2 separate regions of the Homo sapiens genome follow, and region 1 is linked to region 2. Evidence: read pairs that join two places in POLR2A ChIA-PET (ENCODE). Cell type or tissue: PC-9. All regions are shown on one strand. Region 1 has its middle 4.8 kb from the start of MUC8. Region 2 has its middle 53 kb from the start of GALNT9.

Region 1 (5,000 bases), 96 kb before region 2:
TCTCTCTCTGTGTCATGTTGGCTCTGTCTCTCTGGAGACCCCTGACTAACACAGTTGTGCTGGAGGTGAAGGAAGTGAGGAGGCTGTGTTATGGGTTACCGTGTGTCCTCAGTATCACTCACTGGAGTCCCAACCCCCAGAACCCCAGAATGTAACACTATTTGGAAATTGGGTCTTTGCAGATGTAATTGCAAATGTTAAAATGAAGTTCCCAGATTTGGCTGGTCTCTACATCCAAACACTGGCCCCCTTGTGAAAAGACACACAGGCCTAGGGGAGACGGTGTGTGGGGACGGGAGCAGAGGCTGCAGCGACGCAACCACACAGGCGGGAAGGCCAACACCACCAGGAACAGGAAGAGACACGGGTCCTCCCCTGGAGCCTCCTGAGGCAGCGTGGCTCCAATAACACTGGTTCTGGACATCAGGTCTCTAAATCTCAAGGGAAGACATTTCTGTGCTTTAAGCTGTACTTTTTTTTTCTTTTTGACGGCGTCTTACTCTGTTGCTCAGGCTGGAGTGCAGTGTCGCGATCTCAGCTCACCACCATCTCTGCCTCCTGGGTTCAAGCGATTCTCCTGCCTCAGCCTCCCAAGTAGCTGGGTTTACAGGTGCTCACCACTATACCTGGTTAATTTTTGTATTTTTAGTAGAGACAGGGTTTCACCATGTTGGTCAGGCTGGTCTTGAACTCCTGATGTCAAGTGATCCACCCGCCTCGGCCTCTCAAATTGTTAGGATTACAGGCGTGAGCCACTGCACCCAGCCTTCCACTGCACTTTGCTATGGAGCCTGGGAAACGACCACAGGGTGCTCCCAAGAAGGGGAGCTTCTACCCCACACAGATGAGAGCCCAGCAGGACAGCCTCAGGGAGGCCCACAGTGCACAGGGGCCAGGGCTGCTGATGGGAGGGGGCCGCTGGGTCCCTAGGGGTGCAGCCTCACTGGTGTGGAGGCCGAACAGCTTCCCTTCCAGTTGGCAGGGCCACCTGGAAGCCCAGCTGCAGGGAAGCCTGGGGCACACAGGGTGTGGACGGCCGGCCCGCTCATGCACCGTGCCCCAGGGTTGGGGTGCTGCCAGGAGGAAATGACAGGGGCCTGGGGCCTCGTGGACAGTCTGGAAGTTTCTCTTTCCTGAATGCATAATCAGTCCTTCGAAGATCCCACAAACCCAAACTTAACCCACAGAAGCCGACCAGCGTGTCGGATGCAGCAGCTCCGGTGGGAACGGGCCCTGAAGCCAGTGTCTTTCCTGGAGGACACAGGGGACAGTCCCGGCTGAGAGCCGGGAGTTTCATTAGAAACCCTGGAGGAGAGCAGCTGCCCCAGAGCCCCATCTGCGATAGAACATTAGAAACAGTCCCCGTGGCCTTTGTTACGGAAAAGGCTCGCTGCGGCGGCATCCTTGAGCGCAAACGCTGCTGCGGCTAAGGCACGAGGTTGCTCTGGAGGTGACGTCGCGGAGGGAAGAGGCCATACGGCAGGAGGGGTGCAGCCGCTCGTGTGAGCGGGAGGAGCCCCGTGGGACGGTGCTATGCCTTTCCCGAGGGTCCCTGGGAGTGTCCGAAAGTGCGGAGAAAGGTCTGGAAGGTGGCCCCCTGCCGCCACACTCGGAACCTTATTTTTTCAGCAAGTGTGAGCTTTGGAGCGCACCAAGATACGGGCGTGTGTTCTGGGGTGCGTGAGGTGGTGGTGCCGCGGCAGCCCAGGCATCCCTGTGGCTCTCCCAGAGGCTCTGTGAGGCCGCCCGTGACCCTGGAGGGGTGGGCTGTGAGGGCCACCTGCGACCCTGGGGGGGCTGCATCTGCAGAGCTCAATCCTCTGGCAAGGTCAGGGGTGAGGCGAGGGGCCAAGCTGAGCTCCCCACCTCCCTATTCCCCCCATGCACTTCCCAGCGTCATGGTGTGCAGCCCACACATCCTCCCAGGACGGCCCTTGGAGCCCTTTCCTCCCCATTTCTCCAGTCTGAGTTTGGGGCGAGAGTGCCGACATCTGACTTGTAGTTAGGAGGGTTCCTGCACAGCACTGTAGACCGTGGGCCAGGGGCCAAGAGTAGAAGTGCTGAGGGGCCAAGGAGGCTGCTACAGGGCCCAGGGAGAGGCAGGGGTGGCCTGTACCTGACCAGCATGGGGGCTCACTTGGAGGGCAGTAGGGGAGTGTTTCCAACAGGACTTGTTCCTGGCTGTTTGGGAAGTGAGGCAGAGCTGAGAGCCACAGCCGGAGGTGCAGGCCTGAACCCTCACCAGCCTGTTCAGGGCATTGAGGGAGGATGCTGAGGCCGTGGGGACCAGCCTTGGGCTCCGGGAGCTCCATGCCCGGTCCCAGGAGCCTGGGATGTAGCACCTTCCGTGGTGAGGAGACTTGGTGGATATGGTTGAGCTGAAGATCTTGAGATGGTGACGGAGCCCTGCATGGTCCAGGCGGCCCTGGATGTGTTCACAAGCGTCCTTGTGGGAGGCTCGGCACCCTCCGGACGCTGGAAGATTCAAGGGTGGGACCCTCCCACAGCCTGCAGAGGAACCCGGCCTGCCCACACCTCCACGTCAGCCCCAGGAGCCCCTCTGGGACTTCAGGCTATGAGAAGGTAAGTGTGTGGTTTTAAACAGCCCAGTGTGTGGTGGTTCATTACGGCAGCTGCAGGAAGGGAGATGGTGTTCCAGCGACAGGCGGCTGCAATCCCTGCATCAGGAGCGTAAGTGAGAAGAGCAGCCCGCCGTGCAGGCGACACAAGGAAGGGTCCACTCCGGCCTCCTGCGGCCCACTCTGGCCCACTCCAGCCTCCTGTGGTCCACTCCGGCCTCCTGCGGCCCACTCTTGCCCCCTGCGGCTCACTCCTGCCTCCTACAGTCCACTCTGGCCCACTCCAGCCTCCTGTGGCCTCGTCAGTTTGGAGGTCTGAATTTCATTCCTAAGGCAGGTCTGGGAGGTTGTGAGTCATACAACGCAGGTTCCCTTCTGAGAGCATTGCTCCTGCCGGGCTGGATGGTGCCCCGTGGCCTGCACAGATAGACGGGCATCCTCAGAAGCACATGCCAACTCCCAGTGCGGCCTGAGTCCTGGGACACCCCCCCCCCCACCAACTCTGGGCACTCTCTCCACCCCTGCCCACCCTGCATCCCCGCCTCAGAGCGGCTTCTGCCTCGGGGCCTCTGCCTGTGTTCTCTCCTTGCTGGCAGCTTCCACTCATGCCTTCTCGGAGGGGCATGGCAGGGCTCCTCAGGGTGGCATCAGGTCACCTTGCCCCACGCTGGTGCCCACAAGACCGATGGTGGCTCTCACTGGTGTAGTGCTGCCTGCACTACACCGTGAGCCCCGGGGACACTGTCCCTTCACTGCTGACCCCCGCGGCTGGAACATCACCTGGTGCACAGGGAGCTGCTCACATGAGTGGCGTGAAGAAAACGGTTCCCAGCAGAGAACCTGGTGTGTGGGATACCGCGAGGGGGGCGGCCTGGTGCGTGGGATACCTCGAGGGGGGCGGCCTGGTGCGTGGGATACCTCGAGGGGGGCGGCCTGGTGCGTGGGATACCTCGAGGGGGGTGGCCTCTGGACGGTGCTCATGAGGCCCAGATCAAGGTGTGGGCCAGGAGGTTCCTCCTGGAGGCTCCTGGGGAGAATGTTTCCTGGGAGGATAGAAACCAGGCCCCTGTGGGCATCGTGCGGGAAGGGTGAGCTGGTCTGAGAGTGGAGCTGACTCCAAGAGTGAAGGTGAGAGGGAGACAGAAGCAAGGCCCCCATGACGTCCTTTGAGCCCCTGGATCCAGCTAGACCTGAAGCCACCCACTCCAGGACGTCCTGGTTATGTGAGTCACTAATTTCTCCCTTGGCTTCAACCACTTTTGTTGCCTTTTCTGTCACAATTCAGAATGCCCTGACTTGTGTGGGGTTGTGCAGTCAGGAAAGAGGAAAAGGTGTATCCAGAAGGGGAATCCCCAGGGCCAGAGCTCAAGAATCAGCCCCCGGCTGAGCACCACATGTAGTGGATGGAGCCCAGGGCCCCCGAGGTGCACGGCCCAGGCAGATCCTCAGGCTGTGGGGCAGGAGAGTGCTGGGGGTGGCGGCCTCTCTCACCCCCACCTCGGCCTCTCTCACCCCTACCTCAGGGTCTGGCCAGCTGTGGTGCTTCACAGAAGGGATGGAAGTGATTGTGAACCTATCACGAGCCCAACTCCAGACACTGATCCCAGGAGGATGCGCCCAGGCTAGTCCACTGGCCCCAAAAGGACACACCCAGGCTAGCCCACTGATCCCAAGAGGACACACCCAGGCTAGCCCACTGATCCCAAGAGGACACACCCAGGCTAGCCCACTGATCCTGGGAGGAGCCCAGGCTAGCCCACTGAGGAGGCAGGGGAGAGAGATGCAGGTGGGGTGAGAGGACAGTTGGGGATGCATCTTGGTGATCATGATTGGGGAGGACCTCCTAGTGCCTCAGCTGTGGTGGGGGAGGGGTGGGGGATGGGAGGGCACTTTGAGGCTCCCAACCTGGGAGGAGCCACCACAATCAGCCCAAACGTCACTGCTCCACCAGGCTGTGTGACAGCTGCAGTGTGGTCAGGCTGCAAATTGGCCCTTGGTTCTGCAGGGACTTGGAGAACCTCTGCGGCGTGCAGGGGGTGGACGCTGACCCGGGGCACAGGCCCCACCCAAGCAAACCGCAGCAGCTGCAGCAGGGCTGGGGAGGGAAGCTCAGGGGTAGGAGCCGATCTGATCTGTGCGTTCCAGGGCTTCCCCTGGAGGAGGCACTCGGGGTGAGGGGGCCCTGCAGAGAGGCCCAGAGCTGGGGAGGCCAGTGGAGCCGGGAGCCACCTGGAGGGAGGAGGAAGGTGCGGCCGGGTCAGCGTTGGGAGGGGTGTAGCTCAGCCTAGGGGCCGGTGGTAGGAGGGGTGCAGCCCAGCCTGGGGGCTGGTGGGGAAGCTGCATCCCATGAGGGGCCGGAAGCACTGAGGGCAGCTCAGGGCTGGGTTGTTTCCAACAGGCCAGGTGTCATGGGGTGAATGT
Region 2 (5,000 bases):
ACTTATTTCTGAGAGCACTCTCTAAGGCTGTTGTAAAAAGTTTACAAAGCGTTGCAAGCTGCGAGTCATCTTTTAAGGATATATGACACTTTTAGACATGGCTGTAAAACGTGAAGAATTCGTGTGTTGATTCTTCCGCCTGTCTCTTTTCCTCCCACGTTCTGACGGTTGTTGGTTAAATCCTTCCTTTTAGAATGTCTTGCTTTGCAACGTGGGTTTGCACTCTGTGACGATAATTCCTACGCCACTGGGTATGGGCCGTCTTTCCACCACCCGGTGCTCCCAGTAAACACAGTGGCCGCCACTTCTCTATTCCTGAAGTCGGAATCCACTCTGGATTGCTTTGCCGGCTGGAATCTGTGTTTTCAGGAAGGGCTCTTGTGCGCTGACGTTCCTTCGTGCTGGAGGGTGAGCACCTCTGCCTGTGCACCAGGTGCTGCCTTAGCTGAGTATGTCTTCTGTCTTCTGTGTACCAGGTGCTGCCTTAGCTGAGTATGTCTTCTGTCTTCTGTGTACCAGGTGCTGCCTTAGCTGAGTATGTCTTCTGTCTTCTGTGTATCGGGTGCTACCTTAGCTGAGTATGTCTTCTGTCTTCTGTGTACCAGGTGCTGCCTTAGCTGAGTATGTCTTCTGTCTTCTGTGTATCGGATGCAGCCTTAGCTCAGTATGTATTCTGTCTTCTGTGTACCAAGTGCAGCCTTAGCTGAGTATGTCTTCTGTCTTCTGTGTACCAGGTGCTGCCTTAGCTGAGTATGTCTTCTGTCTTCTGGGTAGCAGGTGCTGCCTTAGCTGAGTATGTCTTCTGTGTATCGGGTGCAGCCTTAGCTAAGTATGTCTTCTGTCTTCTGTGTACCGGGTGCTGCCTTAGCTGAGTATGTCTTCTGTCTTCTGTGTATCGGGTGCTGCCTTAGCTGAGTATGTCTTCTGTCTTCTGTGTATCGGGTGCTGCCTTAGCTGAGTATGTCTTCTGTCTTCTGCGTATCGGATGCAGCCTTAGCTGAGTATGTCTTCTGTCTCATGTGTACCAGGTGCTGCCTTAGCTGAGTATGTCTTCTGTCTTCTGTGTACCGGGTGCTGCCTTAGCTGAGTATGTCTTCTGTCTTCTGTGTATCAGGTGCTGCCTTAGCTGAGTATGTCTTCTGTCTTCTGTGTATCGGATGCAGCCCTAGCTCAGTATGTATTCTGTCTTCTGTGTACCAAGTGCAGCCTTAGCTGAGTATGTCTTCTGTCTTCTGTGTACCAGGTGCTGCCTTAGCTGAGTATGTCTTCTGTCTTCTGGGTAGCAGGTGCTGCCTTAGCTGAGTATGTCTTCTGTGTATCGGGTGCAGCCTTAGCTGAGTATGTCTTCTGTCTTCTGTGTATCAGGTGCTGCCTTAGCTGACTATGTCTTCTGTCTTCTGTGTATCAGGTGCTGCCTTAGCTGAGTATGTCTTCTGTCTTCTGTGTATCAGGTGCTGCCTTAGCTGAGTATGTCTTCTGTCTTCTGTGTATCGGATGCAGCCCTAGCTCAGTATGTATTCTGTCTTCTGTGTACCAAGTGCAGCCTTAGCTGAGTATGTCTTCTGTCTTCTGTGTACCAGGTGCTGCCTTAGCTGAGTATGTCTTCTGTCTTCTGTGTATCAGGTGCTGCCTTAGCTGAGTATGTCTTCTGTGTATCGGGTGCAGCCTTAGCTGAGTATGTCTTCTGTCTGCTGTGTATCGGGTGCAGCCTTACCTGAGTATGTCTTCTGTCTTCTGCGTATCAGGTGCAGCCTCAGCTGAATATGTCTTCTGTCTTCTGTGTATCGGGTGCTGCCTTGCCTGAGTATGTCTTCTGTCTTCTGTGTATCAGGTGCTGCCTTAGCTGAGTACGTCTTCTGTCTTCTGTGTATCGGGTGCTGCCTTAGCTGAGTATGTCTTCTGTCTCATGTGTACCAGGTGCTGCCTTAGCTGAGTATGTCTTCTGTCTTCTGTGTACCGGGTGCTGCCTTAGCTGAGTATGTCTTCTGTCTCATGTGTACCAGGTGCTGCCTTAGCTAAGTATGTCTTCTGTCTTCTGTGTACCGGGTGCTGCCTTAGCTGAGTATGTCTTCTGTCTTCTGTGTATCGGGTGCTGCCTTAGCTGAGTATGTCTTCTGTCTTCTGTGTATCGGGTGCTGCCTTAGCTGAGTATGTCTTCTGTCTTCTGCGTATCGGATGCAGCCTTAGCTGAGTATGTCTTCTGTCTCATGTGTACCAGGTGCTGCCTTAGCTGAGTATGTCTTCTGTCTTCTGTGTACCGGGTGCTGCCTTAGCTGAGTATGTCTTCTGTCTTCTGTGTATCAGGTACTGCCTTAGCTGAGTATGTCTTCTGTCTTCTGTGTACCAGGTGCTGCCTTAGCTGAGTATGTCTTCTGTCTTCTGTGTACCAGGTGCTGCCTTAGCTGAGTATGTCTTCTGTCTGCTGTGTATGGGGTGCAGGCTTAGCTGAGTATGTCTTCTGTCTTCTGTGTATCGGGTGCAGCCTTAGCTGAGTATCTCTTCTGTCTTCTGTGCACCAGGTGCTGCCTCAGCTGAGTATGTCTTCTGTCTTCTGTGTATCGGGTGCAGCCTTAGCTGAGTATCTCTTCTGTCTTCTGTGCACCAGGTGCTGCCTCAGCTGAGTATGTCTTCTTTCTTCTGTGTATCGGGTGCTGCCTTAGCTGAGTATCTCTTCTGTCTTCTGTGTATCGGGTGCTGCGTTAGCTGAGTACGTCTTCTTTCTTCTGTGTATCGGGTGCAGCCTTAGCTGAGTATGTCTTCTGTCTTCTGTGTATCAGGTGCAGCCTTAGGTGAGTATCTCTTCTGTCTTCTGTGTACCGGGTGCTGCCTTAGCTGAGTAGGTCTTCTGTCCTCTGTGTATCGGGTGCAGCCTTAGCTGAGTATGTCTTCTGTCTACTGTATATTGGGTGCTGCCTTAGCTGAGTATGTCTTCTGTCTTCTCTGTATCGGGTGCAGCCTTAGCTGAGTATGTCTTCTGTCTTCTGTGTACTGGGTGCTGCCTTAGCTGAGTATGTCTTCTGTCTTCTGTGTATCGGGTGCTGCCTTAGCTGAGTATGTCTTCTGTCTTCTGTGTACCGGGTACTGCCTTAGCTGAGTATGTCTTCTTTGTTCTGTGTACCAGGTGCTGCCTTAGCTAAGTATGTCTTCTGTCTGCTGTGTACCAGGTGCTGTCTTAGCTGAGTATGTCTTCTGTCTTCTGTGTATCGGGTGCTGCCTTAGCTGAGTATGTCTTCTGTCTTCTGTGTATCGGGTGCTGCCTTAGCTGAGTATGTCTTCTGTCTTCTGTGTAGCAGGTGCTGCCTTAGCTGAGTATGTCTTCTGTCTTCTGTGTATCGGGTGCTGCCTTAGCTGAGTATGTCTTCTGTCTTCTGTGTACCGGGTGCTGCCTCAGCTGAGTATGTCTTCTGTCTTCTGTGCACCAGGTGCAGCCGTAGCTGAGTACGTCTTCTGTCTCCTGTGTACCGGGTGCAGCCTTAGCTGAGTATGTCTTCTGTCTTCTGTACACCAGGTGCAGCCGTAGCTGAGTACGTCTTCTGTGTCCTTTGTACTGGGTGCTGCCTTAGCTGAGTATGGCTTCTGTCTGCTGTGTGCCAGGTGCAGTCTTAGTTGCGTATGTCTTCTGTCTTCTGTGTATCGGGTGCTGCCTTAGCTGACTATGTGTTCTGTCTTCTGTGTATCGGGTGGTGCCTTAGCTGAGTATCTCTTCTCTCTTCTGTGTACCGGGTGCTGCCTTAGCTGAGTATGTCTTCTGTCTTCTGTGTATCGGGTGCAGCCTTAGCTCGTATCTCTTCTGTCTTCTGTGTACCAGGTGCTGCCTTAGCTGAGTATGTCTTCTGTCTTCTGTGTACCAGGTGCTGCCTTAGCTGAGTATGTCTTCTGTCTTCTGTGTATCGGGTGCAGCCTTAGCTGAGTATCTCTTCTGTCTTCTGTGCACCAGGTGCTGCCTCAGCTGAGTATGTCTTCTGTCTTCTGTGTATTGGGTGCTGCCTTAGCTGAGTACGTCTTCTTTCTTCTGTGTATCGGGTGCTGCCTTAGCTGAGTATGTCTTCTGTCTTCTGTGTATCAGGTGCAGCCTTAGGTGAGTATGTCTTCTGTCTTCTGTGTCCCAGGTGCAGCCTTAGCTGAGTATGTCTTCTTTCTTCTGTGTATCGGGTGCTGCCTTAGCTGAGTATGTCTTCTGTCTTCTGTGTACCAGGTGCAGCCTTACCTAAGTATGTCTTCTGTCTTCTGTGTATCCGGTGCAGCCTTAGCTGAGTACGTCTTCTTTCTTCTGTGTATCGGGTGCTGCCTTAGCTGAGTATGTCTTCTGTCTTCTGTGTACCAGGTGCTACCTTAGCTGAGTATCTCTTCTGTCTTCTGTGTAGCAGGTGCTGCCTCAGCTGAGTATGTCTTCTTTCTTCTGTGTATTGGGTGCTGCCTTAGCTGGTATCTCTTCTGTCTTCTTTGCACCAGGTTCTGTCTTAGCTGAGTATGTGTTCTGTCTTGTGTGTATTGGGTGCTGCCTTAGCTGAGTATGTTTTCTGTCTCCTGTGTGCCGGGTGCAGCCTTAGCTGGGTATGTCTTCTGTGGCCCTGCAGCTGTTCCCTCCATACCCAACAGCGGTTTTCATGTGTCTTTTGGCTCCAAAGATTGATGGGAACATCTGAGGCCAGCGTGGCTCATTTTTTCTTGTTAATGTTTTCCTTTTTGTTGCATAAAGAGTTTTCTTTACCTTCAGGGTTCAGGGGCTGAACTAACATCCATTCAGGGTTGGGTGTTTTCTTTCAACATGTTCTGGAAAACAATACCCTCTTCAGATCTGGTAGTCCAATGTGTTTATTATTATTATTATTTTAGAGAAATTTGTCTTTGGATACACTAAATCTTCCACTTTCTGGCTGTTGACTTCAGGGAAACCCATTTTCCTTACATTGATTAGCTTCTCTCTCAGTCGTCTTTTTCATCTACATTTACTCTGCTTATTTCAAGCTTTTCTCCTTTGGCAATATTTGATTTTCAGT

Evidence for each region. ChIA-PET counts read pairs that join two places held together with the same protein. Peaks named below come from ENCODE experiments on the same cell type or tissue, not always from the same donor. Only the 100,000 strongest peaks of a DNase experiment are listed, where the experiment ranks them.
Region 1: POLR2A ChIA-PET joins it to region 2 with 6 read pairs; 3 of 35 experiments call an interaction of 5 or more read pairs at or near these places.

The regions. Positions count from the first base shown.
Region 1 is chr12:132,476,883-132,481,882 of GRCh38, reverse strand. No RefSeq gene overlaps it. Among named protein-coding and RNA genes, the nearest start is that of MUC8, 4.8 kb to the right of the region's middle. RefSeq lists enhancers at 1,215-1,714, 1,715-2,216. In PC-9, CTCF peaks have their summits at 2,646 and 2,846; a DNase peak (open chromatin) is centred at 2,923; H3K27me3 peaks cover 5,000 bases.
Region 2 is chr12:132,380,453-132,385,452 of GRCh38, reverse strand. No RefSeq gene overlaps it. Among named protein-coding and RNA genes, the nearest start is that of GALNT9, 53 kb to the right of the region's middle. In PC-9, no CTCF peak of the experiment used is centred here; no DNase peak of the experiment used is centred here; H3K27me3 peaks cover 4,159 bases.